3 separate regions of the Mus musculus genome follow, and regions 1 and 3 are each linked to region 2. The links are chromatin loops, found by intact Hi-C in ENCODE. Cell type or tissue: left cerebral cortex. All regions are shown on one strand. Region 1 overlaps Fgd1 (FYVE, RhoGEF and PH domain containing 1). Region 2 overlaps Gnl3l (guanine nucleotide binding protein-like 3 (nucleolar)-like). Region 3 holds the start of Mirlet7f-2 (microRNA let7f-2).

Region 1 (8,000 bases), 90 kb before region 2:
TGACCTCTCAGATCAACCAAAAAAAGTGCAAAGTCACGGCTACCCCACTTATGACAGCCAAAGAAACTGATGTGGCTGAAGATGATGTGGACAGCGTGGAAGAAATGGAGGTGAAAGAGGTGCCTGTACTGAGGGGCGGTATTCCTAAATGTTTTTAATTTTCTAGCTAGATTCACAGGGAAGTGATGGCGGTTGTAGGTGGTAGTGGTATTTTCAAGGATAGCTCACATAGTCATGGAAAACTTAGTAGCAGAGCCTGGGTAATGTACTTAAGAGACTTCTCTTGTATCTTCCTTCCAGGTGACAGCTACTAATGATGGGGCCACAACTGACGAGGTCTGCCCACAGCCTCAACCCTCTGATCCAGACACCCAGACTATTAAGGAAGAGGATATAGTTGAAGACGGTTGGACCATTGTCCGGAGAAAGAAATGAGCAGGGCAGTACATGTTTTGGGCCCTCGTTTGTTAAATGTTATGAGACTTATAGGAGCTGTTTGGGGGCTATACACCTCTGTTCTGGAAACCATAACCCTTCTTTGTTCCCCTGTCCTTCCCTTCAGGAGAAGGAAAGCCCTAGTTGTGGGGTTGATGGGACCTATTCCAGCCCCTTGAATCTTAAGGTACCATATGAGAGCTAAGAGCAGGTTTCCCAGCATAGTACCTCCTAGGTGCAGTGACTATGAAGACGGCTGACAAGTGTGGGTGTGGTTGTAGACCAGACTTGTGGAAAACTGGCAGGTACATTTGTGGAAAGGACCAGAATTCCACAGTGGTAGGCTGGCTGGATTGGTAATCCAGCCAGGATAAGCATACAGTTGGAAGAGAGAAAAGATGTAGACATCTCTACATTCCCCAATGTCCCCACCCTAGCCTCCCTCAGAACAACCCTCATCCTGCCCAGAATTTGCATCCTCCTGGGAATGCTCCCTGTTTGAATACCCTTGAGAGTTTGAAGGACTTGACTAAAAGTGGTGAACTTGAGAAAGTTGGGCTGTTTTAAGTCCAGGGATGAGGCTTAAGACCTTAATAACATATAACATTTTCTTGTTTAATCCATGATTTAACCTTGGAATCAGCTTTCTGCAAGCTGAGCTTCAAAATTTGGCAAGAGAGTAGTTTCTGTACCCTCCCATCTCCCTTAGTAGCCTGGGACTTTGGACAAACGGACGGACCATAGCAGTGCTCTGAAAGTTACTGTATGCCTGAAATAAACTGTATTTTTCTTTAAAAAACAGTATCCATTGTCCTCCCCCCCCCTCCCCCATTCCCGTCCTGCCCAGTGGCCCTGCCATGGATCTGGACGATAAAATACTGGATTGCTTTGGGGCTAGGTAGAAGCTATAAGCCATGGGAAAGGCAAGAAGGGTCTAGTCACCACCCCATGTAAGGTCATACATGTGAAGACACTGGCTGAGGAGGAAAGGGTGGGTTGGGGTCCCAGGGTCAGTAGCAGAGCTGGCACTTGAATCCAGGTCTCCTGCCTCTGGTACTTTTGTGGGGAGCTGGGTGGAAGTGGGGTACTGGGAGGAAACTAATTCAAGTGAGTCTAGCAATTAGCTCCCGCCCTCCCTGGGGACAGGGATTTAAAAAATTAACATCAATGTAGGAATAGTTTTTTTTTTTTTTTTAAAAAGCCCACCTTTTGTGAAAAGATGAATTAAAAAACCCATGACCCAGCATTCGGGATTGAAAGTGCCCTTGATGGGAATTCAAGTATTGACTGCATTGGGAGTGGGCTGGAGCCCCCAATTGAACATGGGCAGCTGGAGTGTGGGGCAGAAACTCCCAGTTCCCCCCAAACCCTCTAGGTCTTGTCTCGGGTCTGGGAGGCTTCAGGAGGTTCAGCAGTGGCTCCTGAGGCTGCCACTGGTGTCTCCTCCATCTCCTTGTCCTCAGACAGTGTGGGCCCTGGGCAGAATGTGTCCCCACGGCCCGCCCTGCCGAGAACAGCCATCCAGCGCCGCTGGAGTTCTTCTGTCTCTGGGCTGAAGTACCAGCTTAGGTGGCTTTGTGTGATCTTGAAGACATGCCTCCTGTCTGGCCGCTCTCCTGCCTCAGGAGGCCCCACCTCAAAGCCAATGAGGGGCAGGCTGCGCTGGGCTTTCACATCCTGGAGAGAAGGAACAGAGAACTAGTGTCATCTAGGGGCTAGGCAGTATCCTCTGCCCAGTCAAACTGCTCTGTTCTGCTGTTTCCCTCTGCTGAAGAACACTGATTTCACTGTAATGAACAGGAAGATATCTGAACTGGGACTAGAAGGCAGGCTGGTTTACATGGCTATCTCCTCCCATGCCCAAATCAACTATTATAGATTCAGTCCTTTGGCTAGTTCCTCTATCTGCCTATTCTGTTCTACTTAAGTGTCAGACCTAGAGGTGCCTGTCTATTCTACTGTTTTCTCCAGAAAGCCAGACTTCCCACCTCACCCTCATTGTCCCCATACCTTGGCCTCCAAACTCTTCTACCTACCTATTCTGTCACATAAGGATAGGGGTTTTAATTTTCCCCTTTGCTAGGCTCACCCTGCCCCCAAAGGACAAGGAGAGGAGCAGCCCAGCTTTGTCAGATGGCTGGAAAAACCTGAAGGAGTGGGATGCACACCTGAGGGGCTCCATAGATGTACAGCACCAAGGGTTCATTCTCAGGAACCACAAACCATGCCTTGTGCCATCCTTTCCCACCCTTCTCCATGTAGTGCAGGAAGCTGCAGATGACGCTGTTCTCAGCAGCGACCGAGGCCTGTTTCTGTGATCAGAGACACAGGACAGGGAACATCAATGTTGATGGAAGGCTTTGCTCTTGGCTTTAACAGCCCCATAGTGTATGGACTATGTCTCAGACAACGGTAGCCAAGCTGTGCAAATCATAGCTGAAATGATTTAGCCTTCATCATGGAGATAAAACAAAGCAAGGCTTGGCTGCTGCTGACTCTTAACAACAAGTATAAGGGGTGTGCAGATCTCAGTGGGGACAGTGAAATGCTGGCCACTCTTAAGGCTAAGGGACTTTCACAGCTAACCCTTTTCATCTTTCATAATATACTCATTGCCTGCTCTGAGAAAGTCCTTCTAACATTATGATTAATGGGATGAGTAGGTGGCTAACACCATCTGTCTCGATCCTAACAATAGATGAAAATGCAGGACTTGTGAGAAGAGCACAGAGGGTGTTTATGAGATTGAAATTAGCATAAGCAAGGCATTTAAAATAGTTCTGGTACAGAGTAAGCTCCCTTACATTTGGGATACCTTGGTTTTGTTGAAAAAACAATCACCCCAAATATGTGTATATTCATGGTCCTAAAAAGATAGGATCAGTATTAACAGTGGCAACTTCTGGGTAAAGGAATATGTCTTATGTTTCCTTATCCTATTTCATAATTTTAAAAATGCACTTGGTTCATTAAAAAGAAAAACCTATAGGCTAGCTTAGGCTATGCAGTGAGACTTTGTCTCAGATAAAATGATCCCTAGAAGTGTTTTTCTGGTTGTATAACTTAGTCAAATATCCTCTCTGGGTTTTAGTTTCTTCCTATGTAAACTAAGGGTAAGAGTTGAGCAGTTACTGTAAGAGTTAAGTGTGTAAAGTTCTGTAATAAAAAGTATCCTTTTAACCCGTACACTCATTTTCCTTGTTTCAAGTCTGGATTACCTGATTAATGAGTGCTTACCCTGGGTCAGTAACTATGGCATACTTTGAGGCTTGTGGTTAGGAACCCAGCCAGTTCTTACCTCTAGGATGGACCTCCTGCGCTGGGGTGTATGCTGGCTACAGGCTGGACTGCTCCCAGGTGCTCCATGCAAGGCCACATAGCAATCAGTGCACACACGGTTGGAACGATTGTTGTCATAGATGAGTCGGGCTCGGAACTCAGAGCATTTCCCACAAACCACCTGGGGCAGCAAGTGGGCACGAACAGCTTAATTGCCTTTGGCTTCTCTTCAGTGTATCAACTACCACAGCCAACTTGCAGCCTCCTCCTTCTTGGAGGGTACCCCATCAGAAGTGGGCCTTTAGGCTGTCAGCCTGTCCCCACCTTAGCTCTGCCCCTGCCTCCCAACACTCACATGCCCACAGGCCTTGCAGTGGTGCCTGCGTTTGGTGATGGAATTGAAGGGCTCCTGGCAGCGCATGCACATGGTGACTTCCTTTTCCCGGATAGGCGTAGGTGCCCTCTTCCCAAGATCCACGTTCTAGGGGGAGGGTTAGGGCCCAGGTTAGAGATAGCTCCTCAGTCCAGTCCAGCCAGCCCACCTTGCCTCTGCTTTGCCACTTAAATCATCATGGGGTTGGGGAGAGCATACTATTATTGGAGGTAAGTCACTTCACTTTCTGGGGTGCAATCTGTAGCCCTACTAGCAGAAGCTGGCTTCTGGGGGCTTGTCTGCACTGCCTCTCAGGTCCCTATTCTTGGAAAAGGAAAAGATCATCTCAAGAAAAAGGTGGGAACATGGAGCTTCAAGGAGATCCCAGTACTGAGGAAAGTAGGACTCTTACTGGAGAGTTAGGGGGAGTATCTTCATCATCCCTGTTTGTTGAGTTCAACAGTTTGAAAGTCTCCAGGGTCTGTTCATGCTTCAGGAGGGTGGAATTGATGGCCTGGCGAAGAGGTGTGAGAAATGAGAGGTCAGATCACTCCACGACAACCTATCTCTGCCCTCACCACACCTTCCTATGCCTTAGCCTGGAGTTCTAGACCCAGGTCTGTCCCTGCTACACATGACTGGGAAAATCCCTCCCTAAATCCAGGTCTATGACTGGTGTAACTATCAAATGTGGGAAAGGGGAGTGGTGGATGGAAAATCTCAGAAGGCCCTCCTGCTGCTGGCTGCGTGCAAGCTTTTACAAAGCTTGGTTCAGAGGAACTGACTTCCTAAAAGAATGTTTCTATCTAATCTCAGGACTTCAGCTTGCTTATCTGTAAGAGGGTGATAATAGCATCTGTACAAAGCTGATGTCCCGAGCCTGTTCTGCTTATTTTATCTATTATCAGCCCCTAAGAAACCTGTTAAGACCCTTCCAGACCCCTACCACAAAGCCTTGGGTGTTACCTGGACCCAGTCTTTCTTCTCCTCCTCAGTCCTTGCAGGGGAGAAAAGAAAGGTGTTGAGTTAGGCAGGCCAATAAAACACAATCTGAATGGTATTTTAAGAGTTACAGGGCCTAGGCGTCACTACACTTTTTCACTTTATGTAGCCTTGAACAAGTCACATAACCTGAGCTTATTCAATGTCTTCCAGATCAAGGAGCTCATGATGCACTATAGGAGACTGACAGGGACAGTATGAGAGAATCAGTGCTGGCTCTAGAGGGAATGAAGACTGAGGAGTCCAGAGAAGGGGGCCTGCCTCAGCCTATGTTTGAGTGGGACTTTTAAGAAAGGTTTCCAGAGGGAGGTGCTAGGCCTAAGAAGGATAAAGGTGAAGTGTGTCTAAGAGTATGGAACATACATGAAACTATATCCAACTGCTAACCTGTCAACTTTGCAAAAGGAGGCAGTATTTTTTTTTATTTCATGAAGATGGGCTTACCTGTGTTCTAAGCAACACTGATGATTATGTAATGTGCCCAGCATGTTGTCTGCTATAACTCCTGCTCTAACTTCCTTTTGTTCTTCTTTGCTTCTTCTAGAGAACCCTTCTAGAACCCTTTTAGTAAAACATTTATTATATACAAGTACACTGTAGCTATTTTCAGAGAGCATCAGATCTCATTGCAAATGGTTGTGAGCTACCATGTGGTTGCTGGGATTTGAACTCAGGACCTTTGGATGAGCAGTCAGTGCTCTTAACCTCTGAGCCATCTCTCCAGCCCCTCTAGAAACCTTGTGTTCTCCAAGCCCTCTGCCCTGGTGCAAACTTGTCAACCACCCCTAGAAATAGGACCCCTAACTTTGCTATCTCCCATCTAGACTCTCATTTTCCTTCTACATCTACATTCTAAGATTCAAATGTATTTTTCTAATATGAATTCTGACTGCATCATTAGGACCACTATGTGAAAAGTAAGAATGTGAAACAAGTTATGATGTTGAGCCACTATTTAGGGATGTGGGGATGCAAGTTAGTGACTGAATGCTTACCTAGCATACAAAGTCCTTCTCCAGTACTTGCAGCAACATGCACATGCACTAATTAATGCATGTTCATTGTAATCAAATGTTTGTCAAACCTCACCTGTGGTATACCTAAGACCTATGCATTTCACTATGCCGACTGTGCCAAGAGAAGGGTTTGGCAGTGACTGAAACAAGTACTAAACTCTAGGTAATGATTTTCTACTAATGCCAGACTCTAAGGGAGGGTTATGTATGGTAAGGCTTTACTTATTTTGCAATGTATTTAGAAGTCACTGAAAAGCCTCAGTGGTAAAGGACATGTAACCTTGCAGAGTTCACTTCCTAATACCCACACTGTGTACCTCAAACCTCCAATTCCAATGCGATCCAATGCCTCTGATTTCTGCAGGAAACTGCACTTGCAGTGTGCAAACCCATACACAGATACACACTCATATACATAAAGTCATTGGATATTCAGTTTTCTTGGCACCATCTGCTAAAGAAGCTGTCTGTTCTACAATGTATGATTTTAACATCTTTGTCAAAAATCAAGTGGCTAAGTAAAGCATGGTGACATATCTGTAAACCTGGCAGTTAGGAAGTAGAGACAGGATCAGGAGTTCAAGGCTGTCCAGGGCTACATAAGACTCCATCTCAAAACCCTCAAAACTAAACAAATTAGTTGGCTATGGCTGTGTGTGTATGTGTGTGTGTGTGTTTATGTGTGTGTTTATTTCTAGGCCCTATATATCCCATCAATCTACATGTCTGTTTCTGTGCCAGCACCATGTTACTTAATTATTATGGCTCTGTAATATATGCTGAAATCAAGCATGAAGATAATTCAAATATTGACCCAGCTCCTAGGTGTGTGTGTGTGTGTGTGTGTGTGTGTGTGTGTGTGTATGAAAGATTAGTCAGCATACCACAGAAATTACATGCCCATCTATCTTTAATGCAACACTAGTCACAATAGCCATTATGTAATCAGCCCTGGGTTCTCAACTGGCAATTAGATAAAATGTGTCTGAGTATGAATGTGAATGTATGTGTGAATTATGGAGTTTTTCACGAACCCATAAAGAATAAAATGTCATTTGCCAGAAAATGGATGCAACTACAGATGATTATATTAAGTGAAATAAGCCAGATGAAGAAAAACATGTATTATGTGTTTGATATCATTTCTGGAGTCTAGATTACACACACACACACACACACACACACACACACACACACACACACACATATATATATATACAAAATCATTTTTATATATGTCACCAAAGTAGAAGCAAGACTGTTAGGGGGAAGAAGCAAAGGGAGTTATAGATAGAAAGTATGGTCAAAGTACAGGATATACATACTTGTATGAAAAATGTCTTGCCAGGTGTGGTGGCACACACCTTTAATCCCAGGACTCAAGAGTCAGAGGCAGGGGGATCACTGAGTTCAAGGCCAGCATAGTCTCTACAAAGTGAGTTCCAGGCCAGCCAGAGCTACACAGAGAAATCCTGTCTTGAAAAACAAAAACAAATGAACAACCTATCATTATGAACAATGGACATATACCAATAAAAAGGGTAAAGCCACTGGATTGGTGGGTGGCTAAAAGCATAGACATGTGATAAGCTAAACACAGCAGCACGTTAACCCTTGTATATTCTAGATGGTGGTTCATTAGTGCTCACTGTAATTCTTTCTAGTTTTCTGTACTTTGGAAAAGGTTCATAAAAAATGTGGCAGCAGGTACTAGGAAATGGCACAGTGATTAAAACACTTGCTATGTAAGCATGAAGACCTGAGCTCAGACCCTAAGACCCACACGGAAGCTAGAAATTGTGGCAAATATCTATAAGCCCAGCAACGAGATGAGGTTTGTTCTGAATATAGTCATAAAAAATTATTTATATTTTTCAACTTTTCATTTCTTGGCT
Region 2 (8,000 bases):
GCCGCTGTTTCCAGATGGAGGAGACTGTCCTTCGTGCAGAAGGCAACAAGAAGCTGGTCTTGGTCTTAAATAAGATAGGTAGGTTTGAGAAGGGTTGGGGAAGGCAGGGAAGGGTTAAGCTAAGGCTAGCTCAGATTAGGTGCTGCGACCCAGCAACTCATTTATATTGTTCAAATTTCCAAAGCCAGAAATATCTTCTGATATACGCACAGACATACACAGAATGTAACATGGGTTGAGGGGGTAGAGTCTGAACCTGTTTGCCTTTTAGCCCCCTTTCCTTGCAATTTTGAGCTAGTTCAATGGCTGGTCATTCTTAGAGACCTGTCTCCACAGACTGGAAGTGAAAGATTGGGGCAAGCACATGGCTTGGAACTCATTGAAGGTGTAGTCTTATCCTACTGTTGCTATTTTTTTTTTTTGGGATATCAGACAGGTCATACCAGTCACAAGAACTTCTATTTCTCAAACAGTAAAGAGGGTCCTGGACATCTCAGTCTCATAGCTTTGTTATGAGAATTAATACAGAGCTTGGTGTATAATCCACTTGCCACAAATCATAGCCATTCTGGGTGATGGCTTTTCTTTGACACTTAGTCTGACACAGAATGATTGGGAATGAAATATTTGTACACCTTTGCATGGAATGAGGTAGCTTCTTTACTTATTTTCTTGAAGAAAATAAACCTTAGGGACGGCCAACTGGGTCCGTGGATCAAATTGTCCTTTGTAACTCCATCCTGGGCACTAGGCAGGGTCAGTTAGGAAAAGATGAGAAATCCGTTAGTAGGAGGTAGACCTAGACATGGGTGTGTGGCTTGAGAGAAGCCATCAAAGTAATGATCTTACAAGTTGTGGCTGTCCCTATTTTTCCAAGATCTCGTTCCCAAGGAGATTGTGGAAAAGTGGCTGGAATACCTTCTCAATGAACTGCCAACTGTGGCTTTCAAGGCCAGCACCCAGCATCATCAGGTCAAAAACTTGGTAAGCTTTGAGTTAGGTGGTCTAGCCTCTTTCATTGTGGTTTGGGGCCATGGTTATACGTGTTAAGATTTGGATTGGGCTTCCAACTTTGAGTTATTTTCTCTAGTGGGTGACTTGTTAATTTTTATTTCAACTTCTTCCTGTATTATTGCCCTTCAGAAAGCATGTTTTTTTTCCACTTGTGAGGATGTACTAATACATGCTATCTACAGGAGATCTGGAAAATAGAGTTAACTACTTATTTTTTTCTGCATATATTTTTAATTAGGTATTTTCTTCATTTACATTTCAAATGCTCACCCAAAAGTCCCCCATAACCCCCCCACTTCCACTTCTTGGCCCTGGCGTTCCCCTGTACTGAGGTGTATAAAGTTTGCAAGACCAAGGGTCCTCTCTTCCCAGTTGTCTTAGTTAGGGTTTTACTGCTGTGAACAGACACCATGACCAAGGCAAGTCTTATAAAAAACAACATTTAATTGGGGCTGGCTGACAGGTTCAGAGGTTCAGTCCATTATCATCAAGGTGGGAGCATGGCAGTATCCAGGCAGGCATGGTGCAGGAGGAGCTGAGAGTTCTATGTCTTCATCCAAAGGCTGCTAGTGGAAGACTGACTTCCAGGCAACTAGGGTGGGGATCTTATACCCACACCCACAGTGACACACCCATTCCAACTAGGTCATACCTATTCCAACAAGACCACACCTTCAGATGATGCCACTCCCTGGTCCAAGGATATACAAACCATCACACCAGTGATGGCCGACTAGGCCATCTTCTGCTACACATGCAGCTAGAGACATGAGCTCTGGGGGTACTGGTTAGTTCATATTGTTGTTCCTCCTATAGGGTTGCAGACCCCCTCAGCTCCTTGGGTACTTTCTCTAGCTCCTCCATTGGGGGCCCGAGTTAACTACTTCTTAACTCTTCAAAAAATAACTGTTTTCCCCCTTCTTTAAAACAAGGCATAGGAGGTTGGAGAGATGACAGCTCAGTGGCTGAGAGTTCTTTCTGTTCTTCTGGGGGACCCAGGTTCAGTACCCAGCATCCACATGGTGCTTACAACCATCTGTAACTTCAGTTCTTTTGACCTCTCCAGATAATAGGCATGCATGTGGCACACAGACATACATACATGCAAAATGCTCATAAACATAAACATAAATAAATCTTTTCTGTTTTGTTTTGTTTTTCTGAGGCAGGGTTTCCTTGTGTTGCCTTGGCTGTCCTGGAACTCGCTGGACCAGGCTGGCCTTGAAGTTAAAGATCTTTCTTCTCTGCATCCTGAGTACTGGGATTAAAGGTGTATGCCACAATCACAGTTTAAGTAAATAAATAAAGCAAGTTCCAGGAGAGTCACAAAGAAACCTTGTCTTAAAAAACAAAGAAATACAAAACAAAGCTCCAAACAAGGCATAGTACTTCCTATTGATATCAATATAGAAATACTTGTAAAACATTAAGGTATTATTGTAGCATTGGTTGTTTCTGGAAAGGTAAATTGGTTACTGGGGGCCAAGCTTTTCAGTTTTGCATTATTCTTTTTTTTACAGTGTTGGGTAGGGAGCTCAGAGCATCTTGCTCTGACACCCTACCATCAAGACCCTATTCTTCAATTTTCATTGTTATTTAAGTAGTATTTTTTTTTATTAATCCACTTGCATGTATCTCCTTGGGATGTGGACAAGTGTTAATGTGGGTTAAGTACTGGCCAATGGTGTGGCTGGGTTATATATTGGACTTATGCTTTTGATATTTTCTTAGACACTGACAAATTATTCTTTATGACAGCAATGCCAATTAACCCTCCTCCCACTTGGGTTGATGGGTATGTGAAGAGAACCTCTTTTCCTAGAATCTTGCCAATATAAGGTGTCCCATTTACAATCTTGTGGCTCCCTGCTCTCCCACCATCAAAAGTAAAAGTAGGGAAGTCTGGATGGCCTTGTCCTGTGTGAGGGTCAAGGGAAGATCAGCTTTGGGCCTGGAACCCTTTCATCCAGCAGAGGCAGAGAGGCCAGGCTTCCCTTTTGTGCATATGAGACACCAGGGGCCCAGGAAGGAAGCTAGACTTTTCCTCATAGGCCTATGAGTGAGAGAGATAGTAATGAAATCTGTGTTGCCTCAAGCTGGGATTTCTGTCTCTGCTGTGGGAGTCAAAAGCCATGCATGTTGAGTTAGAAGCAGGGACAGAGGAAGTTGGAGACATACAGACAACAGCAACTGGAAACCAAGAAGTGCTGGGAAGGACTCAGTGGGATAAGCAACCAAGTTTAGCAATCCCAGAATATTCCACTGCAGGTTGGAAATTTAGGCTCAAATTCCATCTCTTCCTTGATGCACATTTTTGTAATATTCTTCATTTTCAGACTCGTTGTAAAGTTCCAGTGGACCAGGCCTCTGAGTCGCTTTTGAAAAGCAGAGCCTGCTTTGGAGCCGAAAATCTCATGAGGGTCCTGGGGAACTATTGTCGCCTGGGGGAAGTGCGTGGCCACATTCGTGTGGGTGTTGTAGGTAAGACTGGGTAAATTAGGCACAGGGCCCAGGCTCTTTTGGCTAGTGACTTCATTGAGGGAAAGGGTTTGGAATTTTGTGAGGCTTCTTTGGGGAAGATGGGAAGAGTTCTGGAGTGGTTTTGCATTTGCCATTTGGCTAGTGGGACATGGGAAGGCATATTCAGATTCAACGCTGTTAGAGCCAAATGCTTGGTACCAAACACTACAGGCTGTCAGCTGTGGGAGGGAAGTGTGATTCACCCGCCTCTTGTAGACAGTGAGACAGAACAGTGAGATCTACAAAAGGAAACAAGGAGGAGCTGAGGCTTAAGCCTCCGTCTTTCTGAAACCCAAATACTGTAGAAGGAGATGAAAGAGAATGGGAAAATTGAGGGGCAGGGAAAGATCATCAAAGAGGGAAAGTGTCTCAGCCTGAGATACTGAAGAGAACTCTACAGACTCTAGCTATATGCCACACTTTGGAATAGACAACAGAAAAAGAACAAGGAGGCCAGATTCTGAAGTTGGTAGATAATGAAAAGGACAAATTTAAGTTGCAGTTATAAAGAGAATGAAGAAGCTATTACCCCAAAGAAATGCTAAAAGGGACATTAAAAACTATTTTGTGGCCAGGCTTGCTGATCCAGACCTGTGTGTTAGCTGCTTTAGAAGGTTGAAAGTTTGAGTTCAAGGCCCGCCTTAGGGAACTTAATGCGACCTTGTTTCATAAAAAAGTTAAAGCTGGGAGTGTTGCTCAGTGGTGGAGGACTTCCCTAGTATTCGTGAGACCCTGGGTTTAGTCCCCAGTGTTAAAAACAACAGGAGATAGGTAAAGACACATGTACAGACACATGTAGAGGGTTTGGTGAAGAAGAGACACTTGGGATATGTACTTGGGTAGATATGCACGTCCAACAAAAGAACATGCAGGAATGTAGACAGTTTGAATGAAAGAGATAGATATAGACACAGGGATATACAACATATGTCTACATACACATACAGATCCTGAAGAACATATAAATGCCCGTGCATGGTGTCATGTACAGGTCCCTAAGGGACACATCTGCAGGCACAGACAGACTCGGAGGCAAAACATGCAGCCTAAGTTCTGCCACACTCAACACTGTCTCTGCTGCCCCAAAGCAAATGAAGCCACAGGGATCCCACATGTGCCCAGACCCACTGTAACTCTCTGATTCAACCTGGAATCACGCAGAGGCAGACATACCTGTGATGAGGTGAAGTGTTTGTATAGTGAGAATTAAAGACATAGTTAGGGAGGCACACAAGACAAGGCATAATGAAACATGAATGGGGATACATCAATAGACACACTCCAGAGAGAAGGAACGGAGTGGCCATGTGGTCAGAAGTGGAATGGACGAGGTGGAGAGAATCAGAAAAGATAGTGTCCAGAATGAGAAAGAACATTCTAGATACCCTGAGAAACAGCTGTGAGAGGTCCAACACAAGGAAAAAGTAGTCACATTTGAAATGAAAAGGACCAGGAGACACATAGAGATGCATAGACTTCCAAGTACCTACCACACCTGTACCTGAGCACACATGGAAGAGAGTAGTGCATACTGGTAAATTTCAGTACCCATAGAGGACAGTGAGAATGATATCCAGTGAGGCAGAAACTCACAAAGACAGCCCCAGACTGAAAGTGGTGCACAGGTGCTCGCTCAGATACAAAGATTCCACAGGCAAAAACAGCTGTGCAGAGAGGGGGGCTCTGGTGAGTAGTCCCTTCTCCCAGGGGAATTACAAGTTCGAACAGGTGGGCCTGTTTCAACACTTGATATCCACCTTCTGTTAGGTCATATCTGTGAGGCCGTATGTGGTGCACCCCTCTAGGCTGGTTGTGGTGGGAGGTGGACTGCACATCTAGAGAGAGGGCCATGTGTGCCTAGAATGCTGACAAAAGAGAGAACTAGAAAGACCCTTAGAGGCTTGGCCAGGGTCTGGGGTGGGAAGACAGGAGTGTACTTAGGCTCATCCATGGCCTGGTTACTGACTGTGCCAGGCCTGTTCTTAAACAGGCCGGCCTGAATTCCTGTGAGTACTTTTTGCCCTGAGTATTCTGCTCCTACTTTGCAGGCCTTCCCAATGTGGGGAAGAGCAGTCTGATCAATAGCCTGAAGCGCAGCCGTGCTTGTAGTGTGGGAGCTGTTCCTGGTGTCACAAAGTAAGATCTGCTCACTCCCCCGCTTCAAAAATCCTTGACATTACCATTCCATCCTAGTTCACGTGCCTTCATCAGCCCCTACTAATAGTCCTCATTTACCTGGCTCATCCCAGGCTTGCTGCCTTGCTGGGTCCTTCCTAACAACTACAAATAGCTCTGTTGCTTAGATGAAGAGAATCAGAAACTTGTCTGAGATCCTGCAGTTAAGTCCCCAGTATAAGAGAGTAAATTTTAGAATTAGCCTTGGGTCTATAGCACCTCAGATCTCCCTCCCTGGCCCGACATCTTTTTTTTTTTTTTTTTTTTTTGGTTTTTCGAGACAGGGTTTCTCTATAGCTCTGGCTGTCCTGGAACTCACTTTGTAGACCAGGCTGGCCTCGAACTCAGAAATCCACCTGCCTCTGCCTCCCGAGCGCCGGGATTAAAGGCGTGCACCACCACGCCGGGCCCTGGCCCTAAATCTTTGCACTTCACCTAAGACTTATATACCCTTCCCTCTCTTCTTTGATCTCCCTCCACCACCTTCCCACAAGACCCAACATTTGTGACTCAATATCACGTACAGCTGGGCCTTGTTTTTCCCTCTAGATTCATGCAGGAGGTCTACCTAGACAAGTTTATCAGGCTTCTGGATGCACCAGGCATTGTCCCAGGACCCAATTCAGAGGTGGGCACCATCCTGCGTAATTGCATCCATGTGCAGAAGCTGGCAGACCCTGTGACCCCGGTGGAGACCATCCTTCAGCGCTGCAACCTGGAGGAGGTATAGAGCAGGGTCCTCAGTGGATGCATGCCCCATCCTACTACTTCACTGGTCCTTCATTCCTTCTCATGGGTTTTCTTCTTAATTTTGTTAGATTTCCAGCTACTATGGTGTATCTGGATTCCAGACGACTGAGCACTTTCTGACTGCAGTGGCCCATCGCTTGGGAAAGAAGAAGAAGGGAGGTGTATATAGTCAGGAACAGGCTGCCAAAGCTGTGCTGGCTGACTGGGTGAGGTGAGGAAGGGCTTGAGCAGGAGGTGGTATTTATTGATGCCAGTAGGACAGCCTGACTTCCTGGATCGAAGGTTGGGAATCAACATTCTGTGCCTAGTGGTTATTCAGCAGTTCAACACATTGTTGAGACGCTGTTTTCTGGACTTTCTTGTCCTGCGTCCTCTTTTGGTGGGTTATTTGTTCTTAGTGACATCACTAGCGACCCCTCCTTATCTCCCAATACAGTGGGAAGATCAGCTTCTATACACTACCACCGCCCACTCACACTCTGCCCACCCATCTCAGTGCTGAGATTGTTAAGGAGATGACTGAGGTCTTTGATATAGAAGATACTGAGCACGCCAATGAAGACACCATGGAATGTAAGTGTGGATGGGTGGGGTACCTGTGTTTTCCTCATAGAGCCCAGACTTAATGTCAGAGCACACATTTGATCTCCCCTTCCCTGGGGCTACTTGGGATTAAGATTTATTGTCCTGCAAGGTAGAAAATTCTAGTTTGGGCTGTGAGGGTATGGGTAAGGGTGGTGTTTGTGGTGAACTTTTGGTAGATTGGCTGACTAACTATAGACCCTTTAGGTTCTCTGAAAGTGAGGCTTCATTTCTTTTGGGTGGAAACATTCTTTTAAAAAGCTCTTGTGTGTGGTGGGGAGGGGGCTGGATGTTTTTAAGACACAGTCTCACTATGTAATTCTTGGCTGGCCTGTAACTCATTATGTAGACCAGGCTGACCATAAACTACCTCTGCCTCCCAAATGCTGGGATTAAAGGCTCAAAAATGGCTGTGTATGTTTACATGGGCCTGTAATTGCAGCCAAACAACTGAGTTAAACACCTAAATGGTCCTTCTTCCTATTCTCCTCCCTCCTGTTGCCCTAGGCTTGAAAAAAGGATGTTGAGGATTAAACCCAGAGCCTTGTGCATGCTGTCATAGCACTCCTATGTAGCTTTAACTGACTTAGTGCTCACTGTATAGCCCAGGCTGACTTTGAACTTGAGATAATTCTCTCTCATCAGGCTTCTGAGTACTGGTCTGTGCCGCTGTATCTGGCTTCGCTACGGTCTTCTCAGCTTGCTTAGATTTTGTTTTCTACCTCTATTGGCTAGTAAGATATTCTAGTGAAAAAAGATTATGTTTACTGGGGGTGGTGGAACATACCTTTTAATCCCACTACCTGAGAGGCAGAAGCAGGTGTTCTCTATGAGTTCCAAGCTTGACAGAGCTTCATAGTGAGACCCTGTGTCAAAAGAGTCATCTGAAGGGCTCTGATGGTAGCTCTCCTGTTCTGTTGTTTTAAATTCCTCAGCAGAGTAGTGAGGTGGTTATAAGT
Region 3 (8,000 bases), 920 kb before region 2:
AGAGAGCAGAGATTCATATTTTTATCATTTACTAAGTGATGAAAATCTAAGGTCTATGAGCCACAGCTTGCTTTTTGCCTTTTCTAGATTAAGGAGCTGCCATTCTTTTATAAGGACTGATCTTTTCTATAATTGTTTTAGAATGTTAAATCTACTGTGCTTCATCCTAGTTAGTCGTAAGTAACTCCTCCCCTATTTCTGTAGCATATCTGTTGCAGTCCTAAGGCCAAACAGGCCTCCACTATTTTGTTAAAACCATAACTAGTATCTGCTGCTAGCCTGCCTTTTTGAGCTGTGGCACTTGGAATTTAAACAGATTTTGCTTGTCTACTCATTTCAAGGAAAATAGCCCAGAATGGTCATCCTGGCCGCCACAAAATCTTTTAGCTTCTCTACTTACAAAATTAAGGGACTCAGAAGGTAGTATAGTGAGGTTTAAAAAAAAAAAGACAAGGGTACCTATTATGGCTGCTGCTACCCCCCATCTGGAAGGTGCCACCCCTCTGTACAGCAAGGCGAGTATACTGGACCCCACGGTTGCCACTCAGGCGACTGGTAAAAGCTACAAGAAAAGAAAAAGGAAACTGAATTTGGTGAACTGAGGAGAAACTGGGTTCAAACAACTAACAGGTAGTAAAGGAGGCTAATTAAAAAACAAGGCCAAGCAAGATATTCCAGAGCCCTCCCACTTGCCTCCCTGTGTACCCGGGCTTCGGAGAATGGCAGAGAGTGCAGAAGTACTACTGTGTCCAAAAAGACGCTCATGCATGAGCTGCCGCTGTCGGGCTTCTTGTTCTCGTCTTAGAGCTTGAGCCTCAGCTGCAATGTCAGGTGGCATCACAGCTAACACACTGTCTTCCATATCCTCTAGGACACTACGGCGCAGATCTGAGGGCAAAGTCTGAATGAAAGTCACAGGGTCCATGGGGGTGTCTGAGCTCGCATTCTGAGCCAGTTCCCGTCGCTGCTGTTCAGCTCTCTGCTGTGCTAGCACCTATAGAAGAAAAGAAATCAGTAAGAGTATAGCTCTTTTCAAGCTAAAACTGTTCTCACCATGTTCCCGCTTACATACTTCCTCTTGAATAGCTGGAGGTAGGGCAGCCAGGAACTCAGGGCTCACTTCAGTTACACCAGGGTTCCCCACTACTGCAGGAGCTGAGCTATTTGAGGAGGGAGCACTTCGGGTTGGTGGACGTATGCCCAGCTGGTTCTGTAGGACTTCCCGACGGATATCATCAGGGAGAGCAGCCAGAAAGGAGGGATCCACACCTTCAGGGAGACTGATACCTAAAGAGATTGTAAGATGTAAAGGAACTTACATCTTCATGGATGTTCAAAGGTATACTCAGAGAAAAGAAACACAAATCATGGGTTGAGGAAAATCAGCCATTTGTGTTTCCACTGCTTGCAAAGATATAGAGAAGAGCCATAACCCATCTTCCTAAGCTTCAAATAGTTCAACAGCTCAAATAAATTTAAAAAGTTCATTAGTGGTATACACTGTCAAGTCAACCTTTATAAAGACTTTCATGTAGATTGTGTGTGGCCACCATTATATAGTAGTCTCTTACTACAGAGACCAAGAAACAACTGACCAAAGACTGAAAACTCTGTAACTGTGAGCTAAGCTTATCGTTTCTTTTAAAAGTTGGCTATTTCAGACATTTGATTCAGCAATGGAAAACTGACTAACATAGTGTTTGTCAATGAGGATTAGAGATATTAAATAATGGTCCTATTTTATAAAAGTAGAGAATGAGTGAGCTAAGGCTAACCTGACTTCTAAGCCTGAACTCATTCCATTACGCGCAACACCTGCATCCTCTTATTGCTAGTCTATCTTCAACAACCCCCACCCCCGACTCACACACCGACCTGGAGGAAAGTGTTTGGAGGGTTATGTCTGTCCAAGCAATGATTTTTTTGGAAACAGAAACTTACCAGCAAGGGGATCTTCTTCTTCACTGCTTGTTGAAGGTAGTGGCTCTTCTAGAATTCCACGAGAATCTGCTCCAGAGATGGCCACGGCAGAATCTCTAGTGGAAGAACTCTCCGAGGATGCAGGGGGGGAGCTAGGGAAAGAAATCATCCTTCTTTATACAGTTTCCCCATAAAAAGCAAACACAAACCAAACAACAAAAACATTCCTAATACCCATCTCAGATAGAACACATCAATCACAGTGCAACAAGCATGCCTGATAGTGTTTAGCTTGAAATAACTTCTAATGCATTCCTAATCTCCTCTTGGCTATATAGTACTTACCTGTCCTCAGGTGGCTGGTTGGATTCTCTTGATACATCAGGTCTGCCTTGCACTTCTGCCACAACTGATGGCGCATCCCCAGGAGTGGAACTACCTGCTGTGGGCTGCTCAGAACTGCCAGCTGCTGGAGTGTCACCCACAGCCTCTTCTAACGTACAGGAAGCCAGGCTGCTGGTGTCCATGGGAGAACCTTCCAGCTGACTGCTGACAGCTGTTAACGCGTCTGAATCTTCAGCTCTCTCTGGGGAAAGAGAGGCTAGAAGGAAGTTAAGAGTGAGAAATTAGATGGCTACTTTGAATCAAGGTTATGACAGGCAAAGTCTTTGGTAGGGTTGTTTCCTTTTGCAACAGTTAATACAGACTCATCTACCACTTGATTATCTATTGCCCACTCTTCCATCTCAACTGCCCTTAAGTTCCTTAAGACTTTTCTATGTACCACACGTTTGTTCTACACACGTCTACAATGTCCCTAGATATCTGAAGTAGGGATTTTGTTACTCTAATGTTTCCTGCAGGTACCAGTTACACAAACATGCTAGTGGTCTCAGTTATCTAAAAAAAAAAAGGCTCTTGTAATGGTTACTGTCTTGTGATGGTTATGTTGTGATCATCAACTTGACCAAATCTAATATTGCCTAGGACATGGGCCTTTGAAAAAACATCATTTGGGAATTAGCACTCCCAGGGACCCTGGGCTGTTTAACTGGAGAAGGGGCACTGAGAAGCATGCATGTATTGTTTTATGAATAATGATATGTGACCAGCTCCCTGAAGTTTCTGCTGTGACTCTTCCCGCTATGATAGAATATAACCTCAAAGTGTGAGTAAAATAAACCCTTCTTCCCTTAAAATTATGTCAGATTATTTTATCACAGCAACAGGAAAAGAAATTGTGACAGTCCCTGACAAAAACAAACAAAACTGGCATCTTTAAAAAAAATCTCTCCAGTCCACAGCATAGAAATTATGGTATAGTGAAGTCAGTTTCAGTTTGCCTTGTTAAAAAAAAGTATTTTGTTGAAAATTTTGATGCACTATTTTAAATAAGTGAGCAGTAGGTATGTAAATGATAGGAAAACTGAATGATATAGAATTTCAGTTTATGAATGAAGGCACCACCAACTCTGAAACATTATTTTCAAAGAAGTTAAATAACAAACCTGACATGATAGTTAGTTCAGAAATGAGTATTGCCTAGATAAATTATGGCATGCTTAGTACTTATCATTAAGATATACAACAATAATTAACTGAGGACACAAAGAAGAAATCTGAGCTTCTACTAAGAAAGCTGGAGTGTAAACTGAGGATTCTGAGCTCCTAATTCTTTAAAGTAAGAAAGCAGAGAAAAGTTACAAAGATTGCAATTCTTTTCTTTTTTATGCCCTTTTAAAGATGACATTCTACTCACTTATGGTGGGAGCTGGAGACAATTCCATTTGAGTTGTTTCTGCTTCTCCACTTGGTCTTGTGGGACCCAATTCCTCCAACTCTATAGGCATCAATAGCTGTGTAGAGTTTGCCACTTCTTCAGCAGGGGACTGTAGTTCCTGAGGAATCTCTCCTAAGGATGGTGGGGGTGGAAGTGCTGGCTGTTGCTGGGAGGGTTGTAGGGTACCAAGTGTTTCCTTGGACTCAGATGTAGGTGCATCCGTTGAAGAGGGGGTTGTTGGATAGCTGTCAGGCATAGGAGTCCCATCTTTATTGGAAAGAATGATATTCGAGGTTAAGGGGAACTTAGCGAATGACCATGGGAAGAATCCAATCAGCACATGCAGCCTGGTAAGGACCCATTCAAATAAAAGTCATGAAAATCTTTCTCAAATCAATCTGTTCCCAGAAACAGTTCTTGGATGGCATATCATAATAATGAGGGCTAAATAACAATACTATCTGTATCTCAACACCAGAGATATGACTCTAATGATCTAGAGAGTACAATCCTTTCTATGTTCCAGGTAGAAGGGAACAGTTGCATACCATAGATAGGTCAAGGCTACTCAGAAAAAAAAAAAAACCTCCTAAAAGCTTATAGATCCTTACATTTCCTGATCTACTTGGAACAAGAAATGGTCAGAATTTATTCATAATTCTACATTCCTGCTGTTGTTTACAGACAGGGTCTCATGCAGCCTAGGCTAACACTGAGCTCACGCTAAAGCCAAGGCTGTCCTCGAATGTTTGCTTTTCTTGCCTCTGCCTATAAAGTTTTAGAACTGCAAAAGTATGAACCAACATGCCTTGCTTCTTATTAAAAAAATTCCTACAGTTTCCATTCATATTCTTCATATTCATATTCTAAATGAAGTTATCATAGAATCAAAGAGTAGAAGAATGTCCAGTTTATACTCAATGGTAAAATAAACATAATAATGTTCTAATATATGGGCAAGTCATTTAACATTATTTGCCTCACTCTATCATCTGTTCCCTTCCACCTTCCTTTATTATATTCCTGTTTACTGAATAAACATTTACAACTTTTCTCTAATGGAGTCAATACTGCCAAGACTTAATGTGAATATGCCACACACCAAGGAAAGTAGTAAGTTGTATAGTTATCTTCTTACTGGGGCCTAAAATCCCTACCCCACAACAATACAACTTACTACCTCACCCCAGCATGTGCAGATGTGTCTAGTAAGGGCAGTAGGCAAAAGGCCACTTTACCTTGTAGCATAGATTCTTTCTTTCATATACTTTTGCTAGATATTAAGAGCGCTGGGACAGCTATTCTCTTCAGTGCTTTTAAAATATTATGTAGGCTTTGGTAAAACAAGTCTCCCAATTCAAGGGCAGAAGAAAGTTCTGAATAGATATGAGGCAAGCATGAGACCACATTGACCAATGACAAAAATGGTTACTGACCATTGTTAAGATGATTAGAAGGAATGAGAAGTATATGTATGTAATGTATGTATGTATGTATGTGTGTGTATATATATATCCCACAAAGCTATGATCCCCAAAACCCCACTTTTAAAAGACAATGTTCTTAAAACTTTTAAATTCCATAGACCACTAAGATTTTAGATTAAGAATGAAAAGGACTAAACTAGGCATTACTTTTGGTTTTGTAAGAAAAAACCCCCAATAATTTAGTAACAATAGTTTGTTATCCAAGATCTAGGAGAATATAACTTCTAAATATAAAAGACTTTTGAATGGAACAAATCTAGCTCTAAAACACATATTAGACTTCCCTGTGTTAATTTTCATTGAGGACTGGCAACTGAGAACCACTGCCACCAGGTGTTCTAATGAAGTGCCATACAAAAGTATGTACCTCAAAGATGTATATACCGAGTGTGTGGGGGAAAAGAACAAGATAAATAGCTTGTGTACATATCAGACCGAAACACAGCATAACCGTAACAGGAACTTGAACAGGGCTAGTTGGATGGGAAGTGTACCACCGTGGGAAAGACAGTAGACTGTATAGTTATCTCCAAGATGGGGTATGACCCTAAAACTATACAATCTACTACCTCATCCCACAGAGCACCAGTGTCTGTCTTCAGCCCATGTGGCCAGCTATTTAGAAAGAATCCACTGATTAATTAGCAAGAGTGGAAGGGAGGGAGGGTTACCTGAGACATTCTGTTCAGTGGAGTCATTTGTCTTAGTTACAGTACACTGCAAAGAGAAGAGAGAGTAATGGGAGACAAGCACACAAGAAAGGTCAAATATGAGAGTCATTATTTCTTACCTAGACTATCAAGGAATTCAGTGGCCTGGCCATGTGGGCATTTCAGAATACAAAATATTATCCAATTCCTTTACATACACTATACTAATGTTCAACAGCTTTGGAGAGGACTTGGGGAATACAGGCCAGCTGGAGAGTTCAAAAGTTTACCATGTGTGAGGTCCTAGTTTTTTATCTCTAGCAACACACTAGAAAGAATGCACTAGGTTACATAAAGACAAAAGTATGGGAGTGAGCAGGAAATGAACAATGAAAGAATAAAAAAAGAACACATTAGAAATAAGCACAATTGTGAGACAGGAAACTCTTAGCTCCACCTATTTCCCTTCTTTGGGTTTATTATTTTTTCCACTCTAGCTTTGTTTTGGGGTATTGCTTTGGATCAAACCATGCACATGCCACTGAGCTATAATCCAATGTCCATTTTAGTTTTTAGTCATATACAATGTTGCTGGTTTTAAGGCAAAGTTTTATATAAATAAAAGTATTTGTTAGAGCAAGCCTGTTATTATAAACAAATACCTCAATGTGTCTGCACTAATTTTAGCATGTTAGGAATCAAACCTGGACCTTGTACAGACTGGAAGAGTGCCCTATCACTAAGCTATACCCTCAATATTAATGCACCCCCCCATTTCTTTGCATGTGTAGCAGTATGTGCCTACATATAAGTAAGTGGGTTTGGCTTATATAGAGCAAGCACATTACCACTGATTCAATCCCAGTACATTTTAGTTTTTTTTTTTTTTTTTTTGCCTTATTATTTTGGGGTAAGAGCTCTCTGAACTGAACCTGGTATTTGTGGCGATTTTTTGTTTTGTTTTGTTTTGTTTAGGCTGAAAACAAAGAAACTCCAGGGAACTGGAGTTAGGTTTTTTTAACGAGACAGGGTTTCTCTGTATAGCCCTGGTTGTCCTGTAACTCACTCTGGAGACCAGGCCTGCCTCTGCCTCCCAAGTGCTGGGATTAAAGGCATGCACCACCACACCTGGATTGAAGTTAGTTTTAAGCTGTTACATTGGTGGGAATGAAACTGTGGTTATCTCTAGCCCCTCATGTCTTTATTTTTAATTTACCCAATAAGGAGCCAGATAGGTCAAAGATACCACAAGAAAACCTACAGAATCAAATAACCTGGGCCCAGAGGGGCTGAAACTAGGTCCCTCCACATATCTAACAGATATACAGCTTGGTCTTGTGGGAGAAGCAGGGGCTGTTCCTTACTCTGTTGTCTGCCTTTGGCTGCCTTATCTAGCCTCAACAGAAGATGCATCTAGTCCTACAGCAATTTGATATAGCAAGGTGGGTTGATATCCATTGGCAGCCTCCTGTTTTCTGAGGAGAAAGGGATAAGAGAAGAGGGAGGGACTGCGAGGAGAGGAGGGAGGGGAAGCTTTGATTGGTATGCAAATAAAGAAAAAAATTACCCAATATCCTAATAGATGAATGAGTGGGACATACTACAGCCTTCATTCTTTTTTGTGTTTCTATTAGCTTTTATGTATATACATTAGTTGTTTGGTAATAGAGTTCAGGTGGGAAAATTTTCTGGAAGTCCACTGTGAAATGGAAGTGAGAACCAAGAATGTGAGCTGAGTGAGAGTCTACCTTTAGGCCTCAGAAAGAGTTTACAAAGTAGGACTATTGTATAAGGTTCACATTTCCCCAGTAAGGTAGTGGAGAAATAATTTACCTCTGGGTTTGACTTTTTTTTCTTTTTGCCTAAAAACCAGATGAGTAAATAGTCAATCTGGAAATGAACAATCTTTCATGTTCAACGTAATGTTCTAGAATTTTCTAGTAGTTTAGTACTATGAGCAGGGCAAAATCATAATAAATACAAAATGCTGCATCTCTTAAGTCTTTTGGAGTCACCTCACCTGTGCACTCTGATCTCTGTTCTCCTTGTCTTCTTTGCCTTTGTCTATTATTTTTGTTTCTTCCTCAGCCAATTGTTTCCTGCGTTTCTCCCTTCTCTCTTCTAGCTCCTCATCTCTCAAGAATTCCAGGTGATTGACAATGG

Evidence for each region. Peaks named below come from ENCODE experiments on the same cell type or tissue, not always from the same donor. Only the 100,000 strongest peaks of a DNase experiment are listed, where the experiment ranks them.
Region 1: it touches region 2 in a loop (2.7-fold over the local background); 5 of 42 quality-filtered maps call a loop at or near these places.
Region 3: a loop joins it to region 2, with 5 times the contacts of the local background. A loop is called at or near these places in 2 of 42 quality-filtered maps.

The regions. Positions count from the first base shown.
Region 1 is chrX:151,082,715-151,090,714 of GRCm38, reverse strand. It overlaps Fgd1 (FYVE, RhoGEF and PH domain containing 1), which reads right to left. Exons shown (of 18, transcript NM_008001.4): 13 at 5,054-5,084; 14 at 4,500-4,601; 15 at 4,070-4,195; 16 at 3,734-3,895; 17 at 2,604-2,747; 18 at 1,029-2,112. The coding sequence ends at 1,807. It overlaps Tsr2 (TSR2 20S rRNA accumulation), which reads left to right. Exons shown (of 5, transcript NM_001164578.1): 4 at 1-119; 5 at 301-3,621. The coding sequence ends at 435. Among named protein-coding and RNA genes, the nearest start is that of Tsr2, 9.8 kb to the left of the region's middle. In left cerebral cortex, no CTCF peak of the experiment used is centred here; DNase peaks (open chromatin) are centred at 2,182, 3,102, 3,954, 4,244 and 1 more place; H3K27ac peaks cover 1,321 bases.
Region 2 is chrX:150,992,681-151,000,680 of GRCm38, reverse strand. It overlaps Gnl3l (guanine nucleotide binding protein-like 3 (nucleolar)-like), which reads left to right. Exons shown (of 16, transcript NM_198110.2): 7 at 1-78; 8 at 878-984; 9 at 3,351-3,495; 10 at 5,583-5,670; 11 at 6,259-6,433; 12 at 6,528-6,670; 13 at 6,896-7,032. Among named protein-coding and RNA genes, the nearest start is that of Gnl3l, 21 kb to the left of the region's middle. In left cerebral cortex, no CTCF peak of the experiment used is centred here; a DNase peak (open chromatin) is centred at 3,713.
Region 3 is chrX:151,910,113-151,918,112 of GRCm38, reverse strand. It overlaps Huwe1 (HECT, UBA and WWE domain containing 1), which reads right to left. Exons shown (of 83, transcript NM_021523.4): 58 at 7,858-8,000; 59 at 5,859-5,904; 60 at 3,680-3,967; 61 at 2,266-2,521; 62 at 1,942-2,072; 63 at 1,073-1,287; 64 at 706-994; 65 at 460-562. Mirlet7f-2 (microRNA let7f-2) reads right to left here and starts at 5,767; the gene lies at 5,685-5,767. It overlaps Mir98 (microRNA 98), which reads right to left and starts at 4,899; the gene lies at 4,792-4,899. In left cerebral cortex, no CTCF peak of the experiment used is centred here; no DNase peak of the experiment used is centred here.